4 separate regions of the Homo sapiens genome follow, and all the other regions are linked to region 4. A link is a loop called in an ENCODE intact Hi-C map of the cell type or tissue named here. Cell type or tissue: heart left ventricle. All regions are shown on one strand. Each heading gives the region's core, and the rest is flanking DNA. Links, peaks and the distances in the headings are about the cores only.

The links. Peaks named below come from ENCODE experiments on the same cell type or tissue, not always from the same donor. Only the 100,000 strongest peaks of a DNase experiment are listed, where the experiment ranks them.
Region 1: it touches region 4 in a loop (2.0-fold over the local background); 6 of 110 quality-filtered maps call a loop at or near these places.
Region 2: it touches region 4 in a loop (3-fold over the local background); 13 of 110 quality-filtered maps call a loop at or near these places.
Region 3: a loop joins it to region 4, with 2.1 times the contacts of the local background. A loop is called at or near these places in 7 of 110 quality-filtered maps.

What each region holds. Positions count from the first base shown.
Region 1 is chr2:40,427,619-40,435,510 of GRCh38, reverse strand. It overlaps SLC8A1 (solute carrier family 8 member A1), which reads left to right. Exons shown (of 11, transcript NM_021097.5): 2 at 5,207-7,038. The coding sequence starts at 5,231. Among named protein-coding and RNA genes, the nearest start is that of SLC8A1, 21 kb to the left of the region's middle. RefSeq lists an enhancer at 1-1,012. In heart left ventricle, for the core only: no CTCF peak of the experiment used is centred there; a DNase peak (open chromatin) is centred at 3,750; H3K27ac peaks cover 1,791 bases.
Region 2 is chr2:39,910,769-39,918,660 of GRCh38, reverse strand. It overlaps SLC8A1-AS1 (SLC8A1 antisense RNA 1), which reads right to left and starts at 1,027. Exons shown (of 5, transcript NR_038441.1): 1 at 1,002-1,027. In heart left ventricle, for the core only: a CTCF peak has its summit at 4,904 (motif pointing left); no DNase peak of the experiment used is centred there.
Region 3 is chr2:40,356,779-40,364,670 of GRCh38, reverse strand. The region is part of intron 2 of SLC8A1 (solute carrier family 8 member A1); the gene reads left to right. Among named protein-coding and RNA genes, the nearest start is that of SLC8A1, 91 kb to the left of the region's middle. In heart left ventricle, for the core only: CTCF peaks have their summits at 3,569 and 3,821 (motif pointing right); no DNase peak of the experiment used is centred there.
Region 4 is chr2:40,240,839-40,248,730 of GRCh38, reverse strand. The region is part of intron 2 of SLC8A1 (solute carrier family 8 member A1); the gene reads left to right. All of the region lies in intron 3 of SLC8A1-AS1 (SLC8A1 antisense RNA 1), which reads right to left. Among named protein-coding and RNA genes, the nearest start is that of SLC8A1, 210 kb to the left of the region's middle. RefSeq lists an enhancer at 5,921-6,471. In heart left ventricle, for the core only: a CTCF peak has its summit at 3,930 (motif pointing left); a DNase peak (open chromatin) is centred at 3,941; H3K27ac peaks cover 1,619 bases.

The DNA of each region.
Region 1 (7,892 bases), core at 1,655-6,654, 190 kb before region 4:
ACCTGTCCCAAAGTATTAAACAGCAGAGAGGAAACTTTCTTTGGAAGGGAAAATTAGGTATTAGTAGAGGGTCTCTGTGTAAATGAGGTTTTTTTTTTCCTGAAATCTGGCCATGGTCTGATAGCCTGAGGCTGGAGCCAGGGCAGTAATTTTCACTTTAGGTGAGATGGTCAGATGAGAAAAGCCTTCATCCTCTGGCATCATCTCTTTGTCTAGAAACATTTGGAAGTGCTTGCCTTGGTAGTGGATAAGGATTTATGGTTGCTTTAATGTTGCCTTAGAAACAGATTAATTGCTTAGCTTTGAGTCTTTCAGTCAGCAAGAATTACATAGAAGGGAATTCCAAGTACTGATGAAGGCCATCAAGGAGTTCCTTGGAATAACCCCAGCTGCCAATCAAGAGGATGCCATTAGGATGACTGTCCAATATATTGGGCTGTTAGGAATGCCAGCATATGCCTTTGCTCTGAGTCACGTCCTCCTTGGTAGTCAAAACTGGCTATAGCTTCCAGCAGGGAATGGTCACCGTGCTGCCAACCACTCTTCAGGCCTCTGCTCCAAAAGCTCTCCCTCTTCCTTTACAAAGCAGTTGGATCTATCTCTTGTAGATGTGGGTTTCTATTCCTTGTAGCTGTGACCTCTTCCTCCGACACAACTGGCTGGACTACTCACAGCTGGATATCTTTTTACCATCCTTTGTCAGTGTCATTTGGGTCTGTAATCTGTGGGTGATGGGTTGTGTGTTGTTTTAAAATAAATAGTGATCAGAAGATAATTTGGGTATTCTTGATACTGTGCTAAAGTCTCATTTCATGATGTAATGGATATTTTAAGTTAGTACTGCTCACAGTTGTACGAGTTGATCTGAATCCACCATAAAAATCAGCCTATACTTTGTATTGGTAAATTAAGGCAGAATATAAGAAAGCCAGGCAGCAAATCAACATATCCACAGTCTCTATTCTTATCTTTCTGCTTAATTTGTATGGAAATGTATATTTGAGGGAAAATGGGGAGAGTTTAGTAGAACTACTTTGAATCTGATGATAGAGGAAAGACCCCGAAAGAAAGAAAACAAAAGGATGAAGAAGGAACTCACATTTAGATAACATCTATTCCACATCTTCGTGGGCATTTGAATTTGGTATTAATTTAATAAGAAAAAGAAATTTAAGTCCAGAGAGTTCTTTCCAATTGCTTCATTGCCAATAAGCTACATCAGTGTGCTGTGTCCACTGTTCACAAATTATAATACTGCTCTCTTTTGAATATAATTGTAATGTTTTTAGTTAACACCGGAAGCCCCCTTCCTTTTTCTCTGATAATGATGATGGATTTTTACTGACCTGTCTACCTTTAGACATCTGGTGACCTTTTGGCTAAGAACATATTGTGGGATGTGGGCTAGGGAAGGGATAAAGGGCAGGGCTTTTTCTTGGCTGGCCCAGGAGATTGCCCTGACAGTGCATGCAGGAAGAGGTTGCCAGGCAATTGCTAAAAGACCAGATTGAAGGGCAGCTGTCTCTAGGAACATGCTAGCCCTCATGTTACATCACAGTTATTGATGCTTGTCTGTTTGAGTCTAATGCATAAGATAAAAGCCAGGCTATTGGAAACCTTCCACAAGACTTTTGCTAACTAGGCCCTCCTGACCCTGCATGGAAGCCAAGAGGCTTTCCAACGGGCTAGTCCAAGCCAACCCCAATAGTTCTCAAAGATTACTTCACACACTATCAGGGATGATATAATGGAGCAGTTAGTTATATCAGTCTTGGAAAAAGACCAGGGGTTGGGTCTTAGTTGAGGAGTTTACTGTCTGTATGACTTTCAGCAAGTACTTAACCTATCTAAGCCTCAGTTATCCAACCTCCAAATGGGCTAATAGTACCTACTATTTAGGATTATTGTTAGGGTACTGTGCATTGCACATCTCCAGGGGTGCTGTTCTCATGGACTATAATGGAAATAGCAACACTAGGCATTTTATAACAGCAATGCTGGCTAATGGAAATATTAAATATAATTGATATGTATAGAGACAATTTAGCATGGTATCTGTGACTGTTTAAGAATGGAATCTAGTATTCTCTCAGGAAATTGGTTATAATTTGGTGTTCAGCTCTTTTGAAACTTGCTTCTAAGAAGGAAAAAGCAAAATAGTTTTGGACACAGAATAATCTGCAAAGACTTGGATGTAAGAAATTGTTACCTTGTTCAGGGAATGGGAATAATTTCCATATTCTGGAGCTCAGATGCCAGATCATAAAAGGTCTTAGAAAGCCTGTTGAGGGGTTTGAGCTTTGTCCTCAGGGAAGTGGGAAACCAATGAAGAGTTTTAAGGGACGTGAAGAGTGTCAGATCTGCACTTTAGGAATTTCATTTTGGCTGAAACGTGAAGAATGGAATGATGCGATTTGGCAGTAATTTGAAGGGAGTGGTTAGTTATATCAGTCTTGGAGACAGACACAGGTTTGAATCTCCCTTCAGTGTTTATGTTCAGTACTACTATTTATCACAAATATTTCACCTTTCTGATTCTTTCAGGTCCCCAAGACATTTCTTTCACCATTTTAAATGTTAAATATCTTCTGTACCATTTTGTATACCTGCCAAGTATTGGGATCACTTATAAATTAGATTTTATATAGTAGGCAAAATCTGGTCTCCTTGTTTCCACCCTTGCCCCTTCAGTCTTTTCTGCACTGAACCAGCAGAGAGATCCTTCTAAAAGAAAAATCAGATCATATCACCCTCTGATTAGAACCTCCCAGTGATTCTCATCTTCTACCCCATCAAAGCCCATGCCTTATGGCAATTCAGTGTTCTCTGATCCATTCCCACTCCTGAGCCCTGCCCCCTTGGTCCATTACCCTCTTGCTACATTGGTTTTCTGTGTTTTTAGACTGTGCCAAGCATGATTCCCATTAGGACCTTTGCACTTGCTGGAATTCTTTTCCTACAGATATCCACAAAACTTGATCTTTCGTGTCCTTCAGGACTTTGCTCAAGTGTTACCTTATCAGAGAGGCCTTCCTTAACCATCTAGTATGAAATCATGCATCCCACGTGTATACACACTGACACATACACACACACACACACACACACAATCTCACACTCTCCTTGTCCTCTATAGATTGTTCTGCACACACATGTACCATAGGAGTTTTTAACCTTCTGATATTTATATTTGTTTGTTTCCTCCACCATTAGAATATAAGCTCTGTGAGGACAGAGACTTTGTTTTATCACTGGTGAATTCTCAGGATCTAGAAGACAGACTAGTAAGTCTTTCTAAAATACATATTAAGCATGCATAAATATTGTGGATGAAATGGATACACAAGGGAGTTGGAACTAGATCTTCCAACATTCTTGCAGGATGGTTAAATTTCACCTTGTTTCAAGCAGAAATCTCAAAGCCTTTCAAAGACTGAACAAGCAGACATACTGACCAGAACTTTTGCATATTTTGAAAATATGCTACCTCTATTTTTCAGCCTTTTACTTAGTTTTGAATTCTACTGCTATAACCCTCCTCTGATTTTCTTTAGTATGGGAAAAATGTCAAAGAAGCTTATCTCCCTGTAGTGATGAGCTATAAAGGGCTTTAGTCTATGGTGGGATCTCTCAGGGTCTGCCAGAATGTCCTAGGCAGCGGTGTTCTCCTGGGCACTGGTGCAGTTTGCAGTATAAGCCATCAGCAGCAAACATGAGCCAGAGAGTGTAGGCGAATGTGGGGTGGCTCTCAGCCAGCCCGAAGCTATGAAAGCCTGTAATCCAGTTCCTCTTTTAACTTTTTCCAGGACATAAGGGTATGTTCTGACTCAGGGCTTCTTCCTATTGCTGCTTTATCTGATGTCATAACTAGTCCATCCTGCAAGGCCTGGGAGACAGTCACCTTGACTTGGAGCAGACCTTCCTCTACTTCAGTTTCCCCTCACCTCCATCCCAGGTTCTGGAAGCAGAAGGGATGTAAGGTCTGAGTAGAGTTTTGCTTGAGCTGGTGGGTGGACTTAAGGCCATGGTGGTTGAGTCCACTGCTATGCCTACCAAGCTTTGTGTGCTGCTCACTGACTCTGTTGCCATGGCCCTCCTTGCCTACAGTCCTTCATCATGTGTATATTTTGTGGTCACTCTTGTCATGCCACATGAGCTAATTTAAATGGAATTATTGGTCCTGCATTTTTTGGTCACTTGAACCCTCGACAGAACTAATATGTATTTTAGAATGACCATGGAAAATATGACCGACACCGAGAAGGAACATTTTAAGGTTGGTGACGCTGATTCCACAGCCTGCCAGGCGCTTACCCACAACTAGGCCTTGGCCTGTTTATCTCCCTTTCCAGCCTGCAGAAAAACAGGCTCTGTACACAGATGTGAAGAGCTGTGCTTGAAGAACCAGATGCCCAGCTGCTAATGTATCAGCAGACCTGGGCTGGCTGAAAATTAGAAAGAAATGTGCTCTCATCAAAACATGCTTTTAAAAACTGTACTTAATGTGTGGAAATATTGCATTATAGCAGAATTTTTTTCTCCTCAAGAACAAATGCCATTGAGCTTTGATTTCAGGCAAGCTTGAAGTTTTGTTTCCAAGTAAGTGTGGAGCAATAGGACATGATTTCATGAAATACAGTGTAAGATGCTCTCTGGCGTTTAAGATAATCACCAGGCCTTGTGTTGGTGGGATTTTTTCGGAGTCTGATTTTCAAAGCATCAATTGTAATAAGGTGCTTTTGGCATTGAAACCGTTTTTGGAAGATGATGTACTAACACAAATTTAGAAGAAAATCTGCTTTAGTAAAAAGGAGGAAATTGTTTAATGCTTCAAAAGTCCTGTGATTTTGGCTATTAGCATGCATAAATGTGTGTTTAATAAGGCAAGGCTATATAAATTGAACTTTTCCTTTCCAGTAAGTCAATTGTGTATCTTGCTCAGTGAATGGGTACTACATGTAGTAAATTCACAGAAAGATTGAGTTGTAAACTTTACAAAGGATTGCTTAGTCACTGATGGAGTCTTAGAACAATCATTCACCATAGATTTTGTGATGGTCAAATATAAACAAATTTCGGTTTTGTGATGGTCAAATATAAACAAATTTTGGTAAGAGTAATAAAAATAAGTAATTAGTAATGCTTTGGCTGCAGCTCTAATGACATGACTTTTTTTCTGCCCTCTCCCCCATCTTATTTTTACCAGTAGGTTGTGACAGTTGGAAGTGTCATGTACAACATGCGGCGATTAAGTCTTTCACCCACCTTTTCAATGGGATTTCATCTGTTAGTTACTGTGAGTCTCTTATTTTCCCATGTGGACCATGTAATTGCTGAGACAGAAATGGAAGGAGAAGGAAATGAAACTGGTGAATGTACTGGATCATATTACTGTAAGAAAGGGGTGATTTTGCCCATTTGGGAACCCCAAGACCCTTCTTTTGGGGACAAAATTGCTAGAGCTACTGTGTATTTTGTGGCCATGGTCTACATGTTTCTTGGAGTCTCTATCATAGCTGATCGGTTCATGTCCTCTATAGAAGTCATCACATCTCAAGAAAAAGAAATAACCATAAAGAAACCCAATGGAGAGACCACCAAGACAACTGTGAGGATCTGGAATGAAACAGTTTCTAACCTGACCTTGATGGCCCTGGGATCTTCTGCTCCTGAGATTCTCCTTTCAGTAATTGAAGTGTGTGGCCATAACTTCACTGCAGGAGACCTCGGTCCTAGCACCATCGTGGGAAGTGCTGCATTCAATATGTTCATCATTATTGCACTCTGTGTTTATGTGGTGCCTGACGGAGAGACAAGGAAGATTAAGCATTTGCGTGTCTTCTTTGTGACAGCAGCCTGGAGCATCTTTGCCTACACCTGGCTTTACATTATTTTGTCTGTCATATCTCCTGGTGTTGTGGAGGTCTGGGAAGGTTTGCTTACTTTCTTCTTCTTTCCCATCTGTGTTGTGTTCGCTTGGGTAGCGGATAGGAGACTTCTGTTTTACAAGTATGTCTACAAGAGGTATCGAGCTGGCAAGCAGAGGGGGATGATTATTGAACATGAAGGAGACAGGCCATCTTCTAAGACTGAAATTGAAATGGACGGGAAAGTGGTCAATTCTCATGTTGAAAATTTCTTAGATGGTGCTCTGGTTCTGGAGGTGGATGAGAGGGACCAAGATGATGAAGAAGCTAGGCGAGAAATGGCTAGGATTCTGAAGGAACTTAAGCAGAAGCATCCAGATAAAGAAATAGAGCAATTAATAGAATTAGCTAACTACCAAGTCCTAAGTCAGCAGCAAAAAAGTAGAGCATTTTATCGCATTCAAGCTACTCGCCTCATGACTGGAGCTGGCAACATTTTAAAGAGGCATGCAGCTGACCAAGCAAGGAAGGCTGTCAGCATGCACGAGGTCAACACTGAAGTGACTGAAAATGACCCTGTTAGTAAGATCTTCTTTGAACAAGGGACATATCAGTGTCTGGAGAACTGTGGTACTGTGGCCCTTACCATTATCCGCAGAGGTGGTGATTTGACTAACACTGTGTTTGTTGACTTCAGAACAGAGGATGGCACAGCAAATGCTGGGTCTGATTATGAATTTACTGAAGGAACTGTGGTGTTTAAGCCTGGTGATACCCAGAAGGAAATCAGAGTGGGTATCATAGATGATGATATCTTTGAGGAGGATGAAAATTTCCTTGTGCATCTCAGCAATGTCAAAGTATCTTCTGAAGCTTCAGAAGATGGCATACTGGAAGCCAATCATGTTTCTACACTTGCTTGCCTCGGATCTCCCTCCACTGCCACTGTAACTATTTTTGATGATGACCACGCAGGCATTTTTACTTTTGAGGAACCTGTGACTCATGTGAGTGAGAGCATTGGCATCATGGAGGTGAAAGTATTGAGAACATCTGGAGCTCGAGGAAATGTTATCGTTCCATATAAAACCATCGAAGGGACTGCCAGAGGTGGAGGGGAGGATTTTGAGGACACTTGTGGAGAGCTCGAATTCCAGAATGATGAAATTGTGTAAGTTCTATATTATATATGTGTGTGTGTGTGTGTGTGTGTGTGTGTGGTTCAGTGTGTTTATGAATGTGAGTCTGTGCATCATTTTTTAAATTAAATAGCATGCAAGGAATGGAATAGCTTTTATACAAGATCCCTTTCAAGATATCAGTCTTTGCTTGGGTGCCAGTTATCAATATGCTCTGCACACAGAGATCTTAAATTTATTTACATCAGAATTTTATTTTTACTTTTATACATTTACACATTTTAACTACATTGTGACTATGATAAAATGAGTGATGGGACACAGTTTATCAGATGACTTAAGACAGGCTGAGAAATTGGTCTTCTATTTTGAATCACATGGTATATACTCAGAAAAGGAATATTTAAAACATCACAATAGGTCTCTAACTTCGTTTCTGAGTACAAATTGGGAAAACCCAAAAAGGAAACACCCTGAAAATAATTTCTTGGCTACCAGGGCTGGCTGAAAATATTTTTGTGGCTTTTATGTGACATTGTGTTTTGTGACAATATAAGTTAATGTTTCTGCTTAAATGCCAATGCTAAATTATGACTTCATAACCAATCCTGCTTCTTCAGTGTTATGCCAACATGGGAAAGGCCATCCAGCCCTTTTGTAGTTCAAGTCCGGTTTTATTTTACATCCTTATTAAACAAACCCTGTACCCCACTGATACAGTGATGGAGAGAGAAATAAGGTTCTGTCCACGTGTCTAGTTGTCAGGGAGCAGGTCAGAGAAAAGAAGGAAAAATTTATTCTTCCTCGTGGTACTTTACAGTGGCACTGTGCTCATGTAGTAATATGAAGTACCCAGTTGTTAAGTGATTCTTCGACTGAGAGTTGA
Region 2 (7,892 bases), core at 2,005-7,004, 330 kb after region 4:
AAAAAATCAATAAAATGAAAAGTTGGTTTTTTGACAAGATAAACAAAATCAATAGCTAGACCAACCAAGGAAAAAACTAGAGAAAACCCAAACAATCAGAAATGAAAAAGGAAACATTACAATTGGTACTACAGAAACAACAAAGATCAGAGACAATTATAAACAACTATATGCCAACAAAGGTGGAAAACCTAGAGGAAATGAACAAATTTTTGGACACATACAACCTACCAAGATTGAATCAGGAATAGAATACCTATACAGAGTAAGGAGCAAAGAGTTTGAATCAGTAGCAAAGTCTCCCAACACAGAAAAGCCCAGGACTAGATGGCTTCACTGCCAAATTCTACCCAACTTGCAAACAACACCAATTCTTCTCAAACTATCTTAAATTGAGAAGGAGGGAATTCTTCCCAACTCATTCTACAAGGCCAGCATTATCCTGATACCAAAACCAGACAAAGACACAACAACAACAAAGAAAACTACAGACCAATATCCCTGATAAGCATAGATACAAAATTCCTCAAAAAAATACTAGCAAACCAAATCCAACAGCACATCAAAAAGATGAAACACCACAATCAGGTAAGATTTATCCCAGGGATGCAAAGATGGTTCAACACGCACAAATCAATAAATGTGATACATCACATCAACAGAATGAAGGACAAAAACCATATGCTCTTCTCAATAGATTTTTAAAAAGCATCTGATAAAATTCAGCATTTCCTCATGATAAAACCTCTCAACAAAGTAGGCACAGAAGAGAACTTACCTCAACATAACAAAGGCTGTATATGACAAACCCACAGTAAACATGATATTGAGTGGGGAAAAGCTGACATTCTTTCCCCTAAGAACTAGAAAGAGTTCCTAGGGGAAAGAGTTTCACTTTCACCACTAGAATTTTACTTAATGTATTAGTGCATTCTCACACTGCTATAAAGAACTGCCTGAGACTGGGTAATTTATAAAGAAAAGAGGTTTAATTGACTCACAGTTCTGCATTGCTGGGGAGGCCTCAGGAAACTTAACAATCATGGCATAAGGAAAAGGAGAAGCACACAACTTTGTAGGGAGGAAGGTCAGAGTGAGCACAAGCAGGGGAAATGCCAGATGCTTATGAAACCATCAGATCTCATGAGAACTCACTATCATGAGAATAGCATGGAGGAAGCTGCCCCCAAGATCCCATTACCTCTACCTGGTCCTGCGCTTGACATGTAGGGATTATGGAGATTACAATTCCAGGTGAGATTTGGGTGGGAACATACAGCCAAACCATATCACATAATATTAGAAGTCCTAGCCAGACCAATCAGGTAAGAGAAATAAAAGGCATTCAAATTGGAACAGAGGAAGTCAAGTTGCTCTCTTTGCAAATAACTTAATCTTATATCTAGAAAAAACTAAAAACTCCATTAAAAACCCTCAATTTGATATATACATTCAGTGAAGTTGCAAGAAACAAAATCAACATGCAAAAATCATAGCATTTCTATACATGATTAGTGACCTAGCTGATGAAGCAATCAAGAAAACAATCCCATTTACAACAGCTATAGAAGTAAAATATAATACCTACGAATCGATTTAACCAAAAAGGTGAAAGACTTCTATAAGGAAAAGTACAAAACACTGATGAAAAAAGTTGAACACAAATAAATGGAAAGACATCCCATGCTCATGCGTCAGAAGAATATTGTTAAAATAACCATACTACCAAAAGCAATCTACAGATCCAATGCAATCCCTATCAAAATACTAATGTCATTTTTCACAGAAATAGAAAAAACAATCCAAAAATTTATATGGAAGCTGAAAAGAGCCAGAATAGCCAAAGCAATCCTGAGTAGAAAGAACAAAGCTGGAGGCATCACACCACCTGACTTCAAAATATGTTACAAGACTCTAGTAACCAAAATTGCATGGTACTAGTATAAAAACAGACACATAGGCCAGTGGAAAGAAACAGAGGCCCCATACATAAATTCACATAGTTACAACAAACTGATTTTTTTTTATAAAGGTGCCAAGAACATATTGGGAAAAGGACACTCTCTTCAATAAATACTGCTGGGAAAACTGAATATCAACATGCAGAAGAATGAAACCCGATCCCTATCTCACCATATGTAAAAATCAAGTGAAGATGGATTAAAGGTAAATGTAAAACCCAAAACTATAAATCTATTAGAAGAAAACATAGTGGGACCAGGTGCAGTGGCTCATGCCTGTAATCCCAGTACTTTGGGAGGCCAAGGCAGGAGGATCACCTGAGTTCAGGAGTTCAAGACCAGCCTGGCCAACATGCCGAAACCATCTCTACTAAAAATTCAAAAAAAAATTAGCCAGGCATGGTGGCATGCATCTGTAATCCCACCTACTCAGGAGGCTGAGGCAAGAGAATAGCTTGAACCCAGTAGGTGGAGGTTGCAGTGAGCGGAGATTCCATCACTGCCCTCCAGCCTGGGCTACAGAGTGAGACTCCAGCTCAAAAAAAAAACAAAAACAAAGCAAGAAAGCAACCAAGGAAGGAAGGAAGGAGGAGAGGAAATAAGGAAGGAAAACATGGTAACATTGGTCTAGGTTAAGATTTTATTATGGCTCAGACCTCAAAAGCACAGGGAACAGAAACAAAATAGACAAGTGGGACTTTATTAAATTGAAAAGCAGCTCAGCACTTTGGGAGGTTGAGGAGGGAGGATCACTTGAACCCAGGAGTTGGAGGCTGCAGTGAACTACATTCATGCGACTGCACTCCAGCCTGGGTAACAGAGCAAGACTGTCTCTAAAAAATAAATAAACTGGAAAACTTCTGCATACACTAGAAATCAATAGAGTGAACAGACATCTGTTGAATGGGAGAAAATATTTGCAAATTATTCATCTGACAAGGGACTTAGTAATCAGTAGACATTAAAGTAAACTCAACAGCAAAACAAATAATCTCATAAAAAAGTGAGTAAATGTCATAGACATTTCTCAAAAGAAGACATACAACAGGTAAATGGGTCAACAGGTATATGAAAAAATACTCAACATCACTAATCATCAGGTAGATGAAATCAAAACCACAATGAAATATCATCTTACCCCAGTTAGAAGTACTATTAGAAACAAGGCAAAAAAAATAGCAGTTGCCGGTGAAGATGTGGAGAAAAGGGAACTCTTAGACACTATTAGTAGGAACGTAAATTAGTACAGCCACTATAAAAAAAAAATGAAGATTTCTCCAAAAAAGTAAAAATGGAACTATCTTATGATCCAGCAATACCACTACTGGCTATTTAGCCAAAGGAAAGGAAATCATTATTTCAAAGGGATACCTGTGGCCCCCGTGTTTATTGCAGCACCATTCACAATAGCAAAGCTATGAAATCAACTTAAGTATTATCAGATGAATGGATAAAGAAAATGTGGTATATATATATACACAATGGAGTACCACTGGGCCATTAGAAAGAATGAAATCATGTCATTTGCAGCAACATGGATGGAAGTGGACATAATTACGTTAAGTGAAATAAGCCAGGCACAGAAAGACAAATATCCCATGTTCTCATGTAGGAGCTTTAAAAAGTTGATCTCATGGAGGTAGAGTACAATGATAGATAGCAGATCCTGGGAAGGATCTGTGTTGGGGATAGGGGAAAGAAGAGAGGTTAGTTAATGGGTACAAACATACAGGTAAAAGGAAAAAGTTATATTCAACAGCAGAGTAGAGTGACTATAGTTAACAACATACGGTATATTTCAAAATAGCTAGAAGCGAGGACTTGAAATGTTCCCAACACATAGAAATGATAAATATTTGGGGTGATGGATATCCTAATACCCTGGTTTGATCATTACAACACTCTGCATGTAACAAAATATCACATGAATCTCAAAACATACAAATATTATCTATCAAAAAAATTCTAAAAATGCAAAAAAGAACATAAAGCGATTAAGAACATACTATGTTTGTAGTACAGCTACCAGGCCAGGTGGAGAACTGTGAGTTCCAAGACAAGCTCATTGTTTGCTGCCTGCTGTGGTCTGAATGTTAGTGCCTCTCACAGATTAATATTTTGAACAACAAAAATACTTCTTTCTTGGATAAAACAACCTCTTTTAAATATCTTGTTCTGTATACGGACCTACTACTGTAGTCTGGTGGTTTTGTAGTTACTGCTAGTAGCAATGTGGTGGATGAGGGGCTAAGTTAAAAAAAAAAAAAAAAAGTGTCATACACCTAGGAAGTCCCTGCTAAGCACTGGAAACCACTCAGTCAATGATGAGTTAGACAAAACACAACCAGAATCCAGCCCTGGCTCCACTACCAAGCAGAAGGGTGATGTGAAATGACATGAGGACTTTGTCTTTCTATGTTAAAAGGCATGAGGACGGCAGTCCTCAGGCCCCTCACAGCATTCTAGTGAGGATAAGCAGAAATGCCTGTCACAAGTGTTGAATTCCTCAAGAGACTCATTAAAAGAATCAACTTCTATGGTAAGTACGGCTTTAGGTTGAAGGAAAGGGAAGGTAATTCACACTGAGATTCTCCAGCATGCTGACAATTTGCAAATGGAGAAGTAAAGCAGGAATTGAGCTGGAAAGGTGAGAAGGAAAGGTCTTAGTCCCAAATGGCACATGGTTGGCTTGAGGCCCAAAGTAACCACCCCCACAAGACACAGGTAGTGGGCCTTAAGAATGTCCTTCAGGGTGTACATCGCCCAGTAATACAGAAGAATCCAATTACAATCATGTGGTGTTTTCCGTCATATCAAATTGTTTATCAAATCATTTAATATATTGTAGATTTGGCAATAGTCTGCATTTCACAGGCAGCTCTTTCAATTTGAAAAACTGTAAATGTCTACGTGTCATTCCAATGCCAATGCTACCCTCTAGTGGATAAAACAAGTAGCTGGCTTGATAGAGCTCAACTCTCCTGCTTGGTCAATTCTCCTTTTGTAATTTGATAGCACTTCCTCATCAAACACAACTTCACCAAAAAAAAAAATCAAGAATCGTACTTTGTAATAAAAATTAATCCATCTTATGGTATCATGGACTAATATATTAGAATAACATTTGCTAGCAGTTTAATGATTATGACTACACCGAAGCCTCACTTTGAATAACATCTACATTTACCAAGAATTCAAAAAAGATTTAAGATTGAATTCCTTTTAAATATTAATATTCCTTGTAAACATGGTATGTGATTTGATTTATAAAAGCAATTTTTCTCACCACTCTTCAAGAACACACCCATTGTGTAAGATGCGTACATGCATTTCCATTGCCATTGAGGGATGAAAGGATTCTGCCTCCTCACAGGTGAGGATATTCAGGGAATTGTATGAAGTAAAGAATACGCTTTGGAGGAACTCAGATACACACTTAGAATCCAGCCCTGCCACTGGTTAAGGGTCTTAGTCCAGTCACTCAACTCTGTGGTTCCTTGGTTGCCTCTCTTAGGTCCTACTTATGACTTCTAAACCCCAATGTTTGGTGCCAATCCTGTTCTTTCCCCTACAAGGTCTCTGCATAGATCGACTCTAGAAAATCCTGTTTCTAAGTGAAAAAATCTCAGAATCTACTTTCAACCATGCCAGCAGTTCAAACTTCAGTCTTAATTAGGGGGAAAGTGGAAACAAATCTAGGATTCATCAGGCCATAGTGCCACACCCTCAAGGAGCCATTCATGTTTATAATCTTCACTTGAAACCACATTGATTACCTTTTATATTGAAGGGGGAAACCTTCTCTAAGATAAAATGAGCTGCCTATACCCCAGCTAGGATGGTGTCTTCTGGAGGGAAGCAGGAAGTTTCATGGCATTTTGGTGCAAGAGGCAGTCACTCTCAAGTATGTGGGGACAACCAAGATCACACTTTCCAAAGTTGTCTGGAAAATCACCTTGTTCTCTACTAGAAGAAAATCAAATCCCTACAGATACATGCAGCTGCAAGCAATTACTCATCTTCATTAAACACTCACTTAAAAGACTAATTCAAACAACGCTGCTGCCTGCCTACACCTGTGTGAGGAAAGTAAACAAGCTATAAGGGGAAAGGGTGACATCTACCCAAAAAAACAAAAAACAGAAAACACACATCTATAAACATATGTACATGGCCATTTCCAGAACACCAATATTAACTATCAAATCATCAAATAACTATTCTCATTACCAAGTGGCTTGGGTTACTCCCAAGATAAGCCATTGTTTCCATTGCTAAATATTGTGAACCACTTATAGAAATACACGTCCCAAATAAAAATGGCATAACATTATGATTCAAAAGAGACTTAGGAGCCAATAGTAGCCTCTTGCTTTCACTCAGGGGCAGCAGATCACATGCTTAAAAGTTTCAAGAAGCAACCGAAAATCTGTGCAGAGAATGAGCTTGAGAAACAAAGTATTACTACCACCAGGCACTACTTGGTAGGTCCAGGCAGTGTGCTGGAACATTTCTTGGGTTATTTTATTTTACCCACAAATACATGTTTTCAGTATCATTTGAGGTTTAGAGAAGGGCAGTAACCTGTCCGTAATCATACAACTCCTAAGCAGCCAAACAGGAGTTAGAACCATCTTACTCCCAAGCCCACAGTCATCACAAATCTCCTAGTCAGTCTCAGGGACTGACCTTAAAACACATGGAGTTTCAAACTTGGCTGCATGTTGGAATCACCTGAACAGCTTTCTGTTTTGCTTGTTTAAGGCTAATATCTGGATTCAACCCTCAAGGAATTTAATTGATTTCTGGTGTGCCCTGGATGCTGCAATGGTTTTTATACGTTCAGGGTAATTCTCATATGCAAATAAGTCTGGTAATTACTGGTGCAATATAACAAAGTCTTGTACATTCCTTTTTCTCTTCACATTGTTGCCAGAAATGGAAGCAGTGTAACATAGGGCTTTTAAAACATTGGTTTGGGAGTCATTCAGATCTGGACCCCACCCTCAGCTCCATCATTTGCTAGTTTTATAACTCTGGCAAAATTAAACTCTCTAAACCTTAGTTTTCTCACCTATACAATGGAAACTTGTAGTGTTCATAATAACTAAATTTAAAATTATACAAGTAAATTTCAATATAATTTATAAAGAGCTTATAATAAAAATTATAAAGAGCTTAGTAGGGTGCCTGGATTGGCAATAAGTATCCTGAAAATCTCTCCCTTATTTTTCCTATCATATTTGATAGGAATATTTTATGAGCTTATAGTTTAATTAAATTTATATAAGAAATTATGCATAAAATGGCATTATTAATAACTATCTTGGGTATTACCCATTAAAGTTTGTGAGATATATTCACACATCCTCACTGAACACTCATCTCATCTCTGTGACATATTTCCCACATTGTAAGAAAAAATGAAGCTCTGGGAAACCAAGTCTTTCCCAATGTCACACAGTTCCTAAGTGGCAGAACCAGAATTTGAATTGACTACCAAGATGCTTCAGGTTGAAATCAAGTAACACTTCATGCAAACTGTGAGACTCATTTTTTGTTTTAACTTGTAAGTTCAGTGGTACATATGCAGGTTTGTTTCATTGGTAAACTTGTGTCATGTAAGTTTGTGAGACTCATTTTTTAACATGACAAAAGACACAAAGCGTTTTTTATGTTGACTCCTCATTCTAAACAATTTAAGGAGTTCTCTTTTGAACCACCTTTGGAGCTAGTTCTCAATGTAAGAAAATCACTCATCTTGCTGTTGTTCCCTATTTTATACACTAAAAAGTACTATCCAGTTTGATCTGCCCTTTCACCTACTGTTCTTACTTCTAAATGATTTTTGACCGCGGATTTGATTTCAGGAAAAAAATAGTTTTCATCAGTGAGCATGTTCAAAAGCATATGCCTCAGATTCTACAGGTA
Region 3 (7,892 bases), core at 1,313-6,312, 120 kb before region 4:
ATGGATGGATATAGTAGTACTAACAGCTGGTACGTTTCTCATCTGCCGAACAAAAGGAATCTGTTTATCTGAGGGTGGAAAAATAAAATTGAAAGTATTTTGTGAAGACATGTGAACAGAGCAAAATAATTGCCTGGGGAGAGAACAACAACAAAAAAAAAGGATTCAATTTTATTAGATTGTAAAGTTTTCATAGAAATCTTCTAATTGTTTTTTTTTTGTTTTACTTGCCATACTTTCCAGCTTACTGTACTTACATTTTTAATGAATCAATAAAGTGTATTACCCTAAACATACACACACACACAAACACACACACAAACTCGTAGTGATTGCACAATTCCAGTGAGTTTGAAATGTTTGAAACTTGATGGCTTAAGAGCTATTTTTCTTCTAAATTGTTTTGTTTCTCTATATTCCCATCAGTTAATTCATATACTGAGCATTGAGAAAATAATATCAGCTGATATGTTTTTATATGTTTTGTTTTAATTATCTGATACTTCTTTAAAAATATCTGAAAAGTGTGCTATACTAAGAGCAAATACTTATCAGGCAGTTGCACATTTTTACTATCCTATTGAAAGAAAATAAAAGCTTTTTAATTAAAAATTGGCTATAGTGATATGAGTACAGAGGTAACATGGTGAAAAAACATCCAGGGTTATTCTGATTAGCCCTTTTTTTAGACTACTTACATTGTGCTTTCATTTTTTTCTCCCCGAAGTCAGAGGCACACATGTAAATGCCACTAAATAAATAAATAAATAAACCTCCCTTGGAAAAACGTCTTGCGTAAACTCAACAAGCAAATAATGTGACTGTTCAGAGTCAATCAGCCTTAAAGAAATGAATGTTATAACTCAGGGCCCAAATACAATGCTGTATTTGCGTCAGTAGGCACAGTCCTCATAACAACTGGTTATTAATCATCCAAGCGAGGCGATGTCATTATTACCTGCCACAAAGGGGCAAATTTAAAGGAAGTCTTTTGCTCTGATGGGCTTATTTGCATGCATATTTTAAGAAACATATTGTCTGTGGTATAAATAAATAACTACTGAACAACTGACATAATGGTAAGGCACGGTTTTTTGAGTTACTGCTTCAGGGTAGCTTGGGATTTAATAATAATGATAGCTTTTGTTTTTAATCATTTACCATGTGCCAGTTTATTTCTCATTGATCATCTCTAATCTTCACAAGTGCTCCACAAGTGAGTTTGGAGGTCTGTTTTGTAGCTTTCTTGCATTTACAGCACATAGTTTAGTAGTGACACAAAATAACTGTTTAAGTAAATGTTAGTGCTATCATCATCATCATCATCATCATCCCTGCAGTGGTTCTTTTAGAAACCACTTCAGAAAAAGGGAGAGGAGGCACTTTTTATTATCAGTTGTTTCTTAGTCTTTTGTCAATGAGCTTTAACTTTAAATTAAAAAAATAAAGCATGTTGAATGAATCTTATCTCTGAGCTTAACTTATATGGTGAAAAATGATTATAAGACTCATCTAATACCAACCTTCAGTAGTAAAACCTTTTTCATTCCTCTAGATCAGATGTACAAATTTGATACAAAAGAGTTGTAAGCTGTAGTCCTGAATGAAAGCAGTACCTTCTAGGGGTGGTGGGGAAATGATTATGGATATTTATGGGGACATGTTATGGTCATACTAGGGACTGAGGAGGAACAGAAAGGACATTTAGTCAGAACTAAGGGGCTAGATAAACTGTATTGCATGGGGTAGTCTCAAATAACAAAAAATTTCTTTGAGTTCTAGGTCACTCTGAGCATTCCCAAGAAATCCACAGAAGTACAAGTTCAGTTTATAATTATGAGAACACAGAATTTAACTTGTACAAAAAGATGTAGTTTTTACAATGTTTTAATTTGTACTAAATGTTTGAGGGATGCAACTATGATGTAAATTGAGGAAAGATTATACTTTATTTGGTTTATAAACTTACCAAAATTTATTCCCAATTTTGGAATATTATACCCACCCAAGGCAACAACATTTTGTGATATTTGAGTCACCAAGACAACACCTCTGTATTGATTTGCAACTGTAATTGTCACATGAAGATATATCATTTTTATTAACATAGTGTATTATTAATGATTAAATGGTAAGTGGTGTAGCATTTTAAAATATTTTGAATTTGCTACCCTATATATTAAAAAATAGTAGCACAATGATGCATTCTTTCTTCCTTTCTTTATTTTGGTAGTTGGTAATTTGTCTTGCAAGTGTTATTCCTACTTTAAATTGAGATTATTTACCTGTATACCTTTTTAAGTACAAATAAATCTGGGCTGTCATTATTTATGCTAACACTGGTTTTGTGTCCCTGGAATCTATCTATCTAAGTTTTTTTTTCTTTTTTTCTTTTTCCATTTTCCAGTACCTATTAGACAGAATGGCTTTCAATTTTTTCTCTTACTTCCAAACTTAGTCATTATAAGAAGATGTAGGCCAGGCGCAGTGGCTCATTACTGTAATCCCAGCACTATGGGAGGCTGAGGCAAGTGGATTACTTGAGTCCAGGAGTTCGAGACCAGCCTGGCCAACATGGTGAAACCCCATCTCTACTAAAAATACAGAGATTAGCAGGGCATGGTGGTGCATGCCTGTAATCCCAGCTACTCAGGAGGTTGAGTCAGGAGAATCACTTGAACCCGGAGGCAGAGGTTGCAGGCAGATTGTGCCACTGCACTCCTGCCTGGGAAACAGAGCAAGACTCTGTCTCCAAAAAAAAAAAAAAAAAAAAAAAAAAAAAAGGAAAGAAAAGATATAAACATCTGACTATCTAGCATAATTATTATTGAAAAATTATGCATTTCAGTGCATAATATTCTCTTGTAAATGAATTTATTTCTCATTTATATTAGAATTTGGGCAGAGGCAATCCTTCCTACCCGATACGTGTGGCCACTTACCATATAGGGCATTTGGTCTACCTCCGTGTGTTCCCAGTGACTGCAGATGACATCATTCAGTAGAGAAGCATCGTGCTGCTCTTAGTTTATAGGCAGTGAGGTACCCTACAGATTAGACCACCTCATAATGAGTTCTTGATTGCACTTCAGATTGTCTTGATGGGGCACCAGATGAGGTCCCTTTGTATGAAATGGCCAGATACTGAACATGTTCTCAAGTGTTTACAGTAATATTAAGACTATTCCAAAACAAAAAAAAAAAAAGGCTCCTTCAGGAGCTCTACTAATGTGCATAACAATTTTAAAGTATTGGAAGAAGTGAAGTGTTCATATATAGACCCACATGTGCCCAACTGATCTTCCAAATCATAGCAATAAGCCCTCTTACATATCACAATTGAAAACTTGTAAGTAATTTGACACTTGAAGTAACCGGCACACATCAAATGCCTGGATGTCTGGTTGTAACCATCCTGTTCATTATGTGAACTCCTAGCAAGCACTGATTGCCTAGTGTGCTTAGAGAGTATCTTAGCCATTAAACTCCATTCATGAACAAGGGTCTCTTGAATTCACTGTTAACACCCGAATGCCATGGTTTCTGCTGTTGGGAAATCTTCAACTTACTAAGTCCCTTTCTTCACCTCTTTTCTCTACTCTATCTGATGTCACCATAGACAAATGATAGCTTCCTGCTAGTGGACATTTAAAGACTCAGGGTAAGTTTGCTCTTTTCATGGAATGAGATCCACACGAGATCTACAGGCTCTTTTTGTGCTCATTTTATTCTGACTCTCCAAATGTCTGACTCACAATTTATCCTTGAATGATTTTCTAGATTTACAAGGAGGTGCCCTGATAAACCACAACACTGTGTGGCCCCAGCAGAGGGTGCTGGACCAATGGCAAGAGGGCAGACCTTGCCCTAATGCTAGAGAGATCTTTGTAAGAACTAGAGTCTCATGGAGTAGTGGGCTCTGTCTCATAGGGGTTGAGAGTGTGATGCAGATTCTAAAATTAGGTTCCTTGGGTTTGTTGCCTTTACAGCTATGTGACCTTGGGCAAGTGACTCAACCTCTGTATGCCTCAGCTCTGTGTACCTCAGTTTCCCAGTGTCTAAAGTGAGAGAAATCATAGTATCTATCCTGTAGGGTTGCTGAGAATGAGGCATAAATAATACAAGCAAAGTGCTTAGAACAGGCTGGCACACAGTACATTCTCAGGAAGTGTTAACTGTTCTTGTTATTCAATAAGGTAGAGGATAACCACCTGTCACAGATAAAGGGCTCTTATATAAATACCTGTTAGCCTAACCACATATAAATATATAAACTATGCCTAATTCTATTTTTAAAAAGCTTTAACTTAAATGTACTTGCTATCCAATATATTAAAAAAACAAATGGTAGCATGATGATCCCAAATTTAGATAAGCAAGGTTGGCACTTGGCTCTACCTCTTGGGAGCTGTTTTAACCTTTATTTACGGAGTGCCTAGCATATGCTGGACAGTGTGCTGGGCATTAGGAATAGAGTGGAGGGGCAAAATAAAAATGGTTTCTGTCTTCGTGGAACTTCAATCAATTTTGAGCCTCATTTTACTTACCTCTAAAATGGGGATAGTAACATGACCTTGTAAGGTTTTTGGGATGATTAAATAAATTAAACACTTAAAACTTCTGGCACATGCCAGTGGGCACTAAAGAAACATTCTCTTTCTTTTCCATTTCAAGAGCAGCCCTACCACAGACTCTTGCACAGCCGTTACTCATTATGTATCTGTTTTTTTTTTTTTTTTAAGTTAAACTCTGGGTAAAAGATATTTAAAACCAGAATGCATATTTTTGATGAGATGTTGATTTTTAATGAAGCCTACCTGAAAAGCTGCAGCAGCAATATTTTATCCTATGTAAAGCACACACTTGCTTCTTACTTTGTACCCCTACTGCAATGAATCCATGCCTCTATTATAGGACTTAAATTGTATATTTCCATATACTCTGTATCTTTGTTTTCCCAACATGATTTCTGCCCTTTGGGGTTTCTCAGTAACATACTCAATTCATTACTAGAGCCTGTTGATGTGTTTCTTCCTAAATATCTCTCAAATCCTTCCACTCCTCTTATCTCTACTTCTTGACCCTAAACCAAACTGTTATAATGCAGTACACAGATCATTTTTCTCCATTGCCTCCAGGTGCCTTTTGATCTCTTTTCTACCCAGAAGCTGCGAAGATCCCATTGTCTCTCTTCGTAAAGCCTCCCAATGCTTCTCATTGCGCTCAGGACAAAAACCCTTTTTCACACTTAAAAGGCTATGCATGTACTTACTACCAGCACTGTCCAAGAAAAATATGAGTCATGTATGTACCTTTACATTTTCTAGGAGTCGTCTTAAAAAAGTAAAAATAAATAGGTGAAATTAATTTTAATAATGTATTTTATCAAACCCAAAATGTCCAAAATGTCATTTCAGTATGTAATCGATGTATGAAATTGAGAGAGTTTCATTTTTTCACAGTCTTCAAAATAAAGTGTGTATTTTACATTTACAGCCCATATATTTTGAACTAGCCCCATTTCAAGTGCTCAATAGCTGCGTACGTGCTAGATACCCCTTCCCCACCTTCAGCTTCACTTTCACTTCTTTTCTGCCCAGCTTTGTATGTTGACCTTCTTTCCATTCCTCCAATCACCGTGTTGTCTCCTGTTCTGAGGTTTTTGCACAAGCCGTTCCACCCCCATCCACCCCCGCACCTTCTCCCAGTAAGCTCTCGTTTTCCTCTCAGGTACAAAGCGTCTCCTGCTCAGTAAAGTCCTTCCTACATCCCTGTTTTTGTGTGGTTCTTTGCCTTCAGTCTTGTAGAAGCATATCCCTCCTTCAGAGTGCACGCTTCAGTGTGTCATTGTAAATTCATTAGTGTTGTTGTTTATCAGCCCCTGGCTGTTTAATAGACAAAAAACCTTATGAGAGTAGGAGTCTTGCCTGTTTCTTCTCAAACTTAGAATCCTAGCAGCACCTTGGACTGTACCTAGGCCATTGTACAGATTGTTGAATGAGTGAATTAATGAATCAATCAATTGAATGGGTGAATGACTACATGCAAGAACCAAATGGTTATGCATGCATTAATTTAATTGATCCTCAGTTCAGCTCCACAAAATAAAGAGAATAAATAGGATTAGACTGGATTAGGTTTTAAAATTAAGATGTTCTTACTCCAAATCCCTTATTCTTTCCTTGATGCTTCAATGAACTAAAAAACAAAATTTGAGAGATTTCTGATATATTCACTGCCTTTTATGTTCCTAAGTACCTGAAACGATAGTACTGTTCTTTTGCTGTCAAGATGTCTATGAAAATGTCTATGTGGGCTGCAGATGTTTCTACAAGGACATTTTTTAGAACATATTTAAACATAGGGCACAATGTGGTGGGTCTTTTTTTTTTTTGTCTTAATCTGCCCAGATTTTAATTTTAAAAATTATCTGCATTTGAGAAATTATCTAAAAACCTTAAATAGCTACTGAATTTTTTTCTTGAATGAATAATGAATGAATGGGTGGATGAGTGGATGGATAAATGCTTTTCTTAACCTTTCTTCAGTTTCCCATTCATAACAGGAATGAGGGCTAGGTCACCACCAGCACCGCCACCTTTTTTTTTTTTTTTTTTTTTTTCCTTCAGTTGCATGTATTGTTTGGCATTCACTGAGCAACAATAATTTTGTGATGGATTTCCCTTTATCCCTTTTTATACAAACACATCAGGATAAAATATCTGGCAGCACAGAGGAACCATGCAACTCAAAAACAATGATCTGTCTTCCTAGCAGCTTACGTCTCCCTAAAGTTAGGAAACAGGAAAGATGAAAAGGGGGAGAGAGAAGCCATCAACTGTACTCTCCTTAAAGAGGATGATGTGCACTAAAGGAATGTCGTATAAGCTAGGGCTTTTAATCCATTTGATTAGCATCCAGTGATGTAGCTCAGCATTCTATATGCTGGTTATTAATGAGAGGAGGTTCCTTTTTTTAAAATTATACTTTAAGTTCTCGGATACATGTGCAGAACGTGCAGGTTTGTTACATAGGTTTGTTACACACGCCATAGTGGTTTACTGCTCCCTTCAACCTGTCGTCTACATTAGGTATTTCTGTGAGAAGATTACTTCTACACTGAGCACAGAAATATTACTGTTTACATCTTGTGTTTTTTTTTTTTTTTTTTTTAAAGACAGGGTCTGGCTCTGTTGCCCAGGCCGGCATGCAGTGGCATGATCATAGCACACTGCAGCCTTGACCTCCTGGGCTCAAGCAATCCTCCCACCTCTGCCTCCTAAGTAGTCGGGACTGCAGGCACCCACCACCACATTTGGCTAATTAAAAAAAAAAATGTTTTGTAGAGACAGGGTCTCACTATGTTGCCCAGTCTGGTCTCAAACTCCTGGGCTCAAGGGATCCTCCTGCTTCGGCCTCCCAAAGTGCTGAGATTAGAGGTACGAGCCAGCTGACCTGTTTACATTCTTTAAGGAAAAATAAATATATTTTTGAATGTTTTTTCCATGGTATGTGACTATTATCAAAATACACTCTGCAGGTTATTTGCTCTGATGAAGCTGGAACTCTCTTTCATGTGCCTCCTACCCTACTATATCTACATTCGTAAAAGTTCTTCTTGCTGTGTTCTGCAGATGTAACTGGCAGACTGAGAGCAGTTTATTAGAATTATACTCTGAATACTCATGGAGTGTTCTTGTTTATAATAGGGCAAGATGGTTGGTGACAAGAAGCAGAGAAAACATGGCATGTGCCTTGTCATTTTTTTTTATAATTGAGGCTTAAGGAGATGTAAGGTTTGCATTTCTGTAATTAAACTGGAAATATGACTGCTATTGTCTCACATTGGTTTCTCCTCACATTAACAAGGCATGTGGAAGCTGCAGAGTTGG
Region 4 (7,892 bases), core at 1,097-6,096:
TCTATTTATGCCCATACTATAGATCACGGAAAGGGGAATTGAATATAGGTTGTTAAACCTAGAAAAAAATGACATATTTTATTACCTCCCCCAATAAAGCCTCAATAGATATCTTAGTTCATTTGGACTGCTATAACAAAGAACCATAGACTAGGTGGCTTATAACAACAGAAATGTATTTCCCACAGTTCCAGAGGCTAGAAAGTCCAAGGTCTAGGCTCTGGCAGAGTCAGTGTCTGGTGAAGTACAATTTCCTGATTCATAGACAGCCATCTTTTCGCTGTGCCTGCAGGTGGTGTGATGGTAGGGCAAGGGAGATGTCCAGGGCCTCTTTTATAAGGGCACTAACCTCACTCTTAAGAGTGACCTAATCACTTCCCAAAGGTACCCACCTTCTCATCCCATCACCCTGGGAGTTAGGATTTCAACCTCTGAGTTTGGAGTTGGGAAAACATAAACATTCAGCCATTAGCAATAGGGAAACTTAGAAATCAATTTCAAATCACTGTAGAAAACTGACCCAACTAATTGGTACTTTATTTTTAATCCATAGTTGAGAACATTCAGGCCTCTTAACATATCTTAATGTCATCAAAAGTGTAGAAATTGGTACTTACTCCATGGAGTGCAGTTTTTAAAAAATCCATAAACAATTTTTGGTGTAATAGAGAACATACCTTAAATAAATCAAGCAATCTGTTTTAAGGGACTCAGAATCACTACCTAACATCACATTTGAGTTCACGGAACACACGCTTATAAAATATTGCTCTGCCACTTTACTGAGCATTGAGTATAGCTGACATAAGTTTATTTTTGCCTCCAAGTCTATTTCAGGTAATAGTGAACATAGCATTGAACGTGGAGTCCTGTTCTATAATTAATTACCTGCAAGACCTTTCAGAAAGTCACTTAACTTCTGTGCATATTGGGTTTCTACTGGGTCTCACCTTTGAAATGAGGGCTTCCAGGGATAATCCCTAAGTCCCTTTCCTCTTGTAAGTTATTTATGCATTTTTATTAGAATTCTATGTATACGTAAGCAGTTACTGTTAATGTATTAACAAAAAATTTAAAATAGAGTTATAAACTGCAGTGATTAAAATGTTTATTATTTGAACATAGGCCAATACAGCTAATGTGACACGTGACTTATATGCCCTGAGCCTTTTTTCCTCATTTTTGTAACACCATCTGGTGCTCTAGCATAAGGAAGGGTTTATTTAAATAATAACATTAGTAAAACCCATGCCTCAGATCTGTCTCTCTCTCTCCACACACACACACACACACACATATATATGCTGTTTTCTAAAGTTGCTTTGCTAAGGCTTCTGCCATATTCTGAGATTAATCCTTCTCAAACACGTGGCAAGTGAAATAAAACAAGATACTTCTGGATTTGGCTTAACCTAGAGCCTGGCTGTTCAGGACCATGGTAGAACTAAGCCAAGCTGAGCACTGCCTGCACCCATGACAGCTCTCTGGGGATAGTGATCGCTCCATTCCAGGCTGCAGAAAGCTAATGCCCTGTGGTTGGAAAACTCACCAAGGCTCAAAGCCTTCAGATGGCTAAGAGTTGATTCCAAGGTGCCAACTCCTTGCTTCTGCCCAGGAAAATGGCCAAACTCTCCTATAATACTAATCTATAAGAAATATGCTGGCCTTTCCACCCCAGCATGATTTCACACTAAAATGGCTATTTCTCACTCTTCAGATATTAAGTTTCTTAACATGTAAGAAAAGATGAAAGAATCCAAGGCAATAATGGAAAATATTCTTTTTTTTTTTAGCAGAAATATGTTAGAGTACAAACTTTGCCAGGCACTGGTAGCTACTGTGTTTTCACAGCCCTAGTCACATCTAACCATTTTCCTTTAAAATGACAGACTTAAATAAAAAAAATTCCTCTGAGGTGTCATAATAGAATCCTATGAAAAAGTAGCCAGAATTTAAAAACTTTTCTGTTTCAGAGAGTTCTAGCTTCCCATGAACAGCCTGAGTCTGAAAGCATATCAAAGCAATATGACTTCACCATCCATCTTCTGGAATTAATGAAGTAGCAGTGACTTTTCCTTATGAAAGGTCTGTTTGGAGGGCAATGTTGGAAACACAGTGCATTCAGCTGGCAGACCTTGAAGGCAAGATGTGCAGAAGAACTGACTGCACAGGAATCAGTCCTGAGCAGAGTGATTACCCCACAGTGTTTGGCTAAGCTGCTGTTATCCAAGGTTCTGCTGAATAAAACTCATAGAAGAACAAATGAACAAAGTCTGTCTTTAGGACTAGTTGGAAGCATTTACAGTGAACCATACCAAGTAAAACTCAAGAAAAAAATTTAGTTGCCCTATTTGACTCTGGCCAAAAGTTGCATGATTGCAGGGTAAACCCAATAAAAGCAGACGTTTTGAAGTGGAATCAGGACCACAGTTTGCGTATTTCAAGTTTCCCCTGTTGAGAATGTATTTCTAAAGTAAAAATGAGATAGATGTGTACCACATGCTTGTAGTGTATGTGTAACCAACCATATCCAAGATGTGCAACTATAAAACCTACATCTGGAATACATTTTTCCATTTCATCTTCTATGTGCACAGTTTAAAAATTAAGTATTGCCTAAGCAGAAAAAAAAGGAATTAAAACCTATGAACACTTTTAAAAGAAGAGAGGTTAATTGAGAAGCTATTTCTTAAACTAGTCTAAGACAGGTCATATGGCATAATGATTAACATCATAGGTCTCTGAGATGGACCTGTAGGGTCCTAGCTCAGCTTCTTATAACTATGTAACCTTGGTCAAGTTCCTTGACTTATGTAAACATCAGTTTCCTCATCCATGAAATGAGTCTCGAATGAAAGTAATGTATATAAAGCAGTCAACAGTCTGATATAAACCTCTTACCATTCTACGAGATTTAATTGTAGCTTAGAAACTGAACATGATGTCTATCTTGAGATATCTGTCTTGGTTTTAAAATGTGTTTTTCACAATATACATCACAGGAGAGCAGCAGATAGTCAAGAGAAGGAATGATTAAAAAAAAAAAAGTTTGACTTTTTAAGTAATATAAAACAAAATGACAATATTAATGCAAAGACGTCTGGTTTGGCCTGATTTTGCTAAATTCAGTGGTTCAAGTGGATCTTGTATATTACTAGTTATTTTCAAAGCAGAAGCAAACAGGTACATACAGCACAGAGTCAGAGTGTCCAAAAGTTTTACCCTGTCAACTTCCAGGATTGCTATGTTGTCCTCCCATGCACTCTGTCCTGAGAAAATGCCACTAACCCACTTTAGATTTGCACCTTATTCTTCTGGTGGACACGTGGCCTTTCACTGTGAATTTTGTCATAAGGAAAATAACGACTTGAATGTATTTAACGGACAATCAGTGTGACTACGTAGTATATGTTTAGAGCTGGAGAGGGATATCAGAGAGATCCGGTATAGGCTCCCAAACTAAAGAGCTGAGTTTCACTAGGGAGAGAGAGACCTGTACATGAACAGCACAAATCACAGAATCCCAAGTTTCTCCTATGTGCCACTTCCATAAGACTGAGTCCACTGGAGTGGGAATGATTCCTAATTTATACTGAATTATTCTTTTGATTATTTTCATGGCTATCACATATGGTACATATCCTAGGCCATTTAAGGTTGCTCAATTATATTGGCTGCCTATTTTTAACATAGCCATTTATGTAACTCAAGAGTCAGGAAGCTACCTTTGAACACTGTAAATTGTCAAATGGTTTTTGATTTCCTAGGTTCCTTATCACTTGGCAAATATGTACAGCAGACCTTTTCCAGAGAATGAGTGCACTGGGACTTATCCCCCAGACATTCCTTCTCTTTGTTAAACCCACAGTCTCAGGCAGGGACTCCAGCAACCCTTTCCTCGGGAGGAAGAAGCCTCTAGATTTCAGGAGTGCCCTCCAGTGGCTGCTCTGCTAACTAATCCTCTACTGATCTCCCCAAGGCTGACTGGGGCAGCACTTCTTGCAGAGCTAAAGCCCAGCTGAAAACTGAGGTAGGATCTTCTCACTTAGAAATATCCAGCAGTAGGAAAAGGCCTCGATCATTGCATAGACAGGCTAAAATTGACGAGTGCTTTCTGTCAGAAAGTTTGTGGGGTTTGGTGCATTTTTTTTTTTTTTTTTTTTTTGGTTTTTCATATCATGCACACCACTTGCCTACTCAGCTCCAAAAACAACATTCTCTCACAGCAACTGCCAGGGAAAAACATGAGGTGGAAAAATCAGAGTAACGTCTTCCCCTGGGGTGACATTATACAGGAAAAGTCATCGGACAACTCCCAGCCTGGCCTTCATAGGTCAGCAGGAAAGGCTGTCATTACCTTAGTGTTGTTGGGAAATTTAAAGAGATAATAGATGTGGAAACGCTCAGAAGGAGACTCACGTAGTAGATGCTCAGTAAATGATGGCTGTTAGCCTGTGGGTCTCTTCATGTGCACTGACGCTTTCCTAATGTATCTCCCACCACTAAACCAAGAGTGCAGTGTATTTACTTACTTCCTAACCCCCTAGTGAGGAGATACCAGGAAAGCTTCAAAATTTCTACATAGGAAAGCTTAGAGGAGGTGATCTGGTAAGAATGTAAGGCTTGCAGCTGTGTTTTCACAGCACTTTCCATTAAATTGCTCAGATGTTCATTTTTTTTAATAACAAAAGGGCTGCTGATGGGAGCGTTGTCCCCCAGACCCTAGACCCCTCAGTAATTACTCAGAAATGTCACAGTCTCCCTAGAAGCTATCCATTCTGCCCACTTTTCCTCTTACGTTGCTCCAGTTTCAAGTATTCCCCTTGAGGTTTTAGAAATAATGTTTGTTTATCTAGCACTTAGACTCATCAGAGGGAAGGAGGCACTAGAGCATTCACATGGAATTCCTCCCCCACTTGAATATTTGTCAGGAAAAAAAATAGATTCAACTATAAATGTGCAGCAGAGTTGGTGCCTTCCCACTGTGAATGTATTTTCAAGTGCACGGACCAATCCACCACAAAGGAAAAATGCAATACCCTTCCAAAAATACACAGTGCTGATGTGATGTTGCATTCCTTTGTTCATTTTCCCAGAGCCAGGTTACAGGGCCATAGGCTCCATTTGAATAGACTTCTTAGTCTAAAACAGAGGTAAAATCAAGCTCAAAGCCATGATGTTACTTTTTATTTTTTCTTAAATACTGAACTTAGACTTGAGAAATCTTTCTTTTCTTTTTCTCTTTTTTGAGACAGGGTCTCACTTTGTCACCAAGGTTGGAGTACAGTGGGGTGATCTTGGTCACTATAACATCTACCTCCTAGGCTCAAGTGATCCTCCCATCTCAGCTCTCAAGTAGGTGGGACCGCAGACACTACCATGCCCAGTTTATTTATTTATTTGTATTTTTGGTAGAGGCAGGGTTTTATCATGTTGCCCAGGCTGGTCTTGAACTCCTGAGGCTCAAGCAATCCACCCACTTTGGCCTCCCAGAGTGCTGGGATTACACGCCTGGCCTTTATTTTCATGAATTGAAAATAGCTCTGGTAAGTTGTGAATTAACTCAGTTAAAGATTTAGGGGTTTCCTTAATATTCCATGCATCACAGCTATGATATGTAGAAACTAAGGGCAATGAAATGAGCCTTCAATGTCTGTATTCCTGCTTTTACTGGACATTCAGTAGACACTCGTATCCACGTTTGGTGAAGGAATGAATGAATGATTTGGCAGAACTACCTTGTATATCTCTGCAATGATCTCAGATTTAGGAAAATAATCTTAATAACTATGGAATAAAGATCAAAGCCTCATTAACTTTGCTTTTATAAAAATGGAGACAGCAAAAAGTATACCTTGCATGTGAAGTTTGTCTTTCTCGTCTGACTAACTTTGCCCAGAGACAAAAATTTAGTCTCTTTTTTTCTAAGCAAGTCTAGAAAGTCTTGAAACACAAGGCATGGTTGTATTTGTATTCCTCTTTGGTTTCTTGTTGTTTCTTGTAATTATAGATACCATATTTTAAAATCTCTGGATTTTGGTTTGCTTCTGCCTAGATGGGTAAGGCAATACCATGAGTAAATGTTGAAAGAGATGCCTAATGCAAAGAAGTGGTGGCAGCTGTTTCTATGACATTTGTAGACCTTTGACATTCAAGACGGTATCCCTGTAGAGCTTCACAAAGGGAGAGTCGAGTTGCTGGATGCAACCATTGTTCTTGTTAGTGGATGGAGATTTATAATTATACCCTTGTCTGCTCAGAGCACATGCCATAGGGAGAAGCAACATAAACACAGGCAGCATGGCAGGCAATCCAGGACAACAATGAGGTTACAAATTACACAAAGCGATTTCACCATTCATGAAATAAGCCTTATTTGCAAATATGAAAGGAAATGTGGACCTTTTATCTTTATGTTTTAGTTTGTTTTCCAAAATTACATTCACAAAGAACTAAACAGGCTTTACTTAAACATCTTTGATGTTTTCAGTCTGGCTTGTGGTAAAATTCTAATGGACACATTTCTCCAAAGTATTGTCATATTCATATTCATATTCTCTGTCTCTCTCTCACACACACACACGCACACACACACACATCCTTCTCACACTTAAATTGTAAGGCGTTACCACTTTATATAACAATATATTTAGTCAAAATGGAGACATCATAGCCCCATCAATATTTATTTTCTGGAGATCTGCCCCGAAGTTAGTAGCAAACTATAGGAAATAGATCAAATTATTGAGTGGAACACTGCTTGGATTAGGAATTATGAATAATTAATATTTTCTATATTTTATCCCAGTATTCAACAACATAAACATATTGTTTTTAGAATAAGAAAAAAACTGATATCTATTTTTCTGTCTGTTGATAAATCTGATCTTACTAGATTGGAACAAATAGGCAATGCTTATGGTGAAAAAGCTCATAGTCCTTAGGGGCTATGACAAGTGACAGGTCACTCTCAAAGCCTGTGGAGTTCTTTTCTAAAGTAGAGGATTCAGTATGGGTGTCTGTCCCAGGCTCTGAATTGGGATTAGATGGACCACCTTCACACTCTTCTTTCCCTACTCTGTTGTGGTCTTCAGAATTTGAAAAGGCAGGAAGGTTAATCACACCTCAAGGTTAGGGGAGGGCAAAGAAGAGGTCAAAGGGGGACAGGTATTTATGGTCACATATCAGGTACTTTACTCACATTGTGCTTTTTAATACCTGTGAGGAAGGAATTTATTATTTAAATTTCAACTTTTATTTTTGACGGAGGGGGTACATGTGCGGGTTTATTGTGTGATGCTGAAGTTTGGGGTGTGGATCTCGTCATTCAGGTACTGAGTACAGTACTGATAAAGTAGTTTTTCAACCCATGCCCCCTATTCCAGGTAGTCCAGAGTGTCTATTATACCCACGTTTATGTCCGTGTATGCTCAGTGATTATCTCCCATTTGTAAGTGAGAACACGTGGTATTTGGTTTTCTGTTGCTGTGTTAATTCGCTGAGGATTATGGCCTCCACTTGCATCCATATCACTGCAAAAACCATGATTTTGTTCTTTTTTATGGCTGTGTAATATTCCATGGTGTATATATACCGTATTAGCTTTATCCAATCCACTGTTGATGGGCACCTGACTTGATTCCATGCCTTTGCTATTGTGAATGGCATAGTGATGAACGTGCAAGTCCATGTGCCTTTTTGGTAGAATGATTTATTTTCCTTTGGGTATATACCCAATAATGGGATTGCTGGGTTGAATAGTACCTCTGTTTTAAGTTCTTTAAAAATCACGGAAGAAATTTATTGTCTCTATTTTAAAAGTGACAAATACACATGTGGGTCACTTTTTTTTGAGTCGGGGTATCATTCTGTCATCCAGGCAGTAGTGCAAT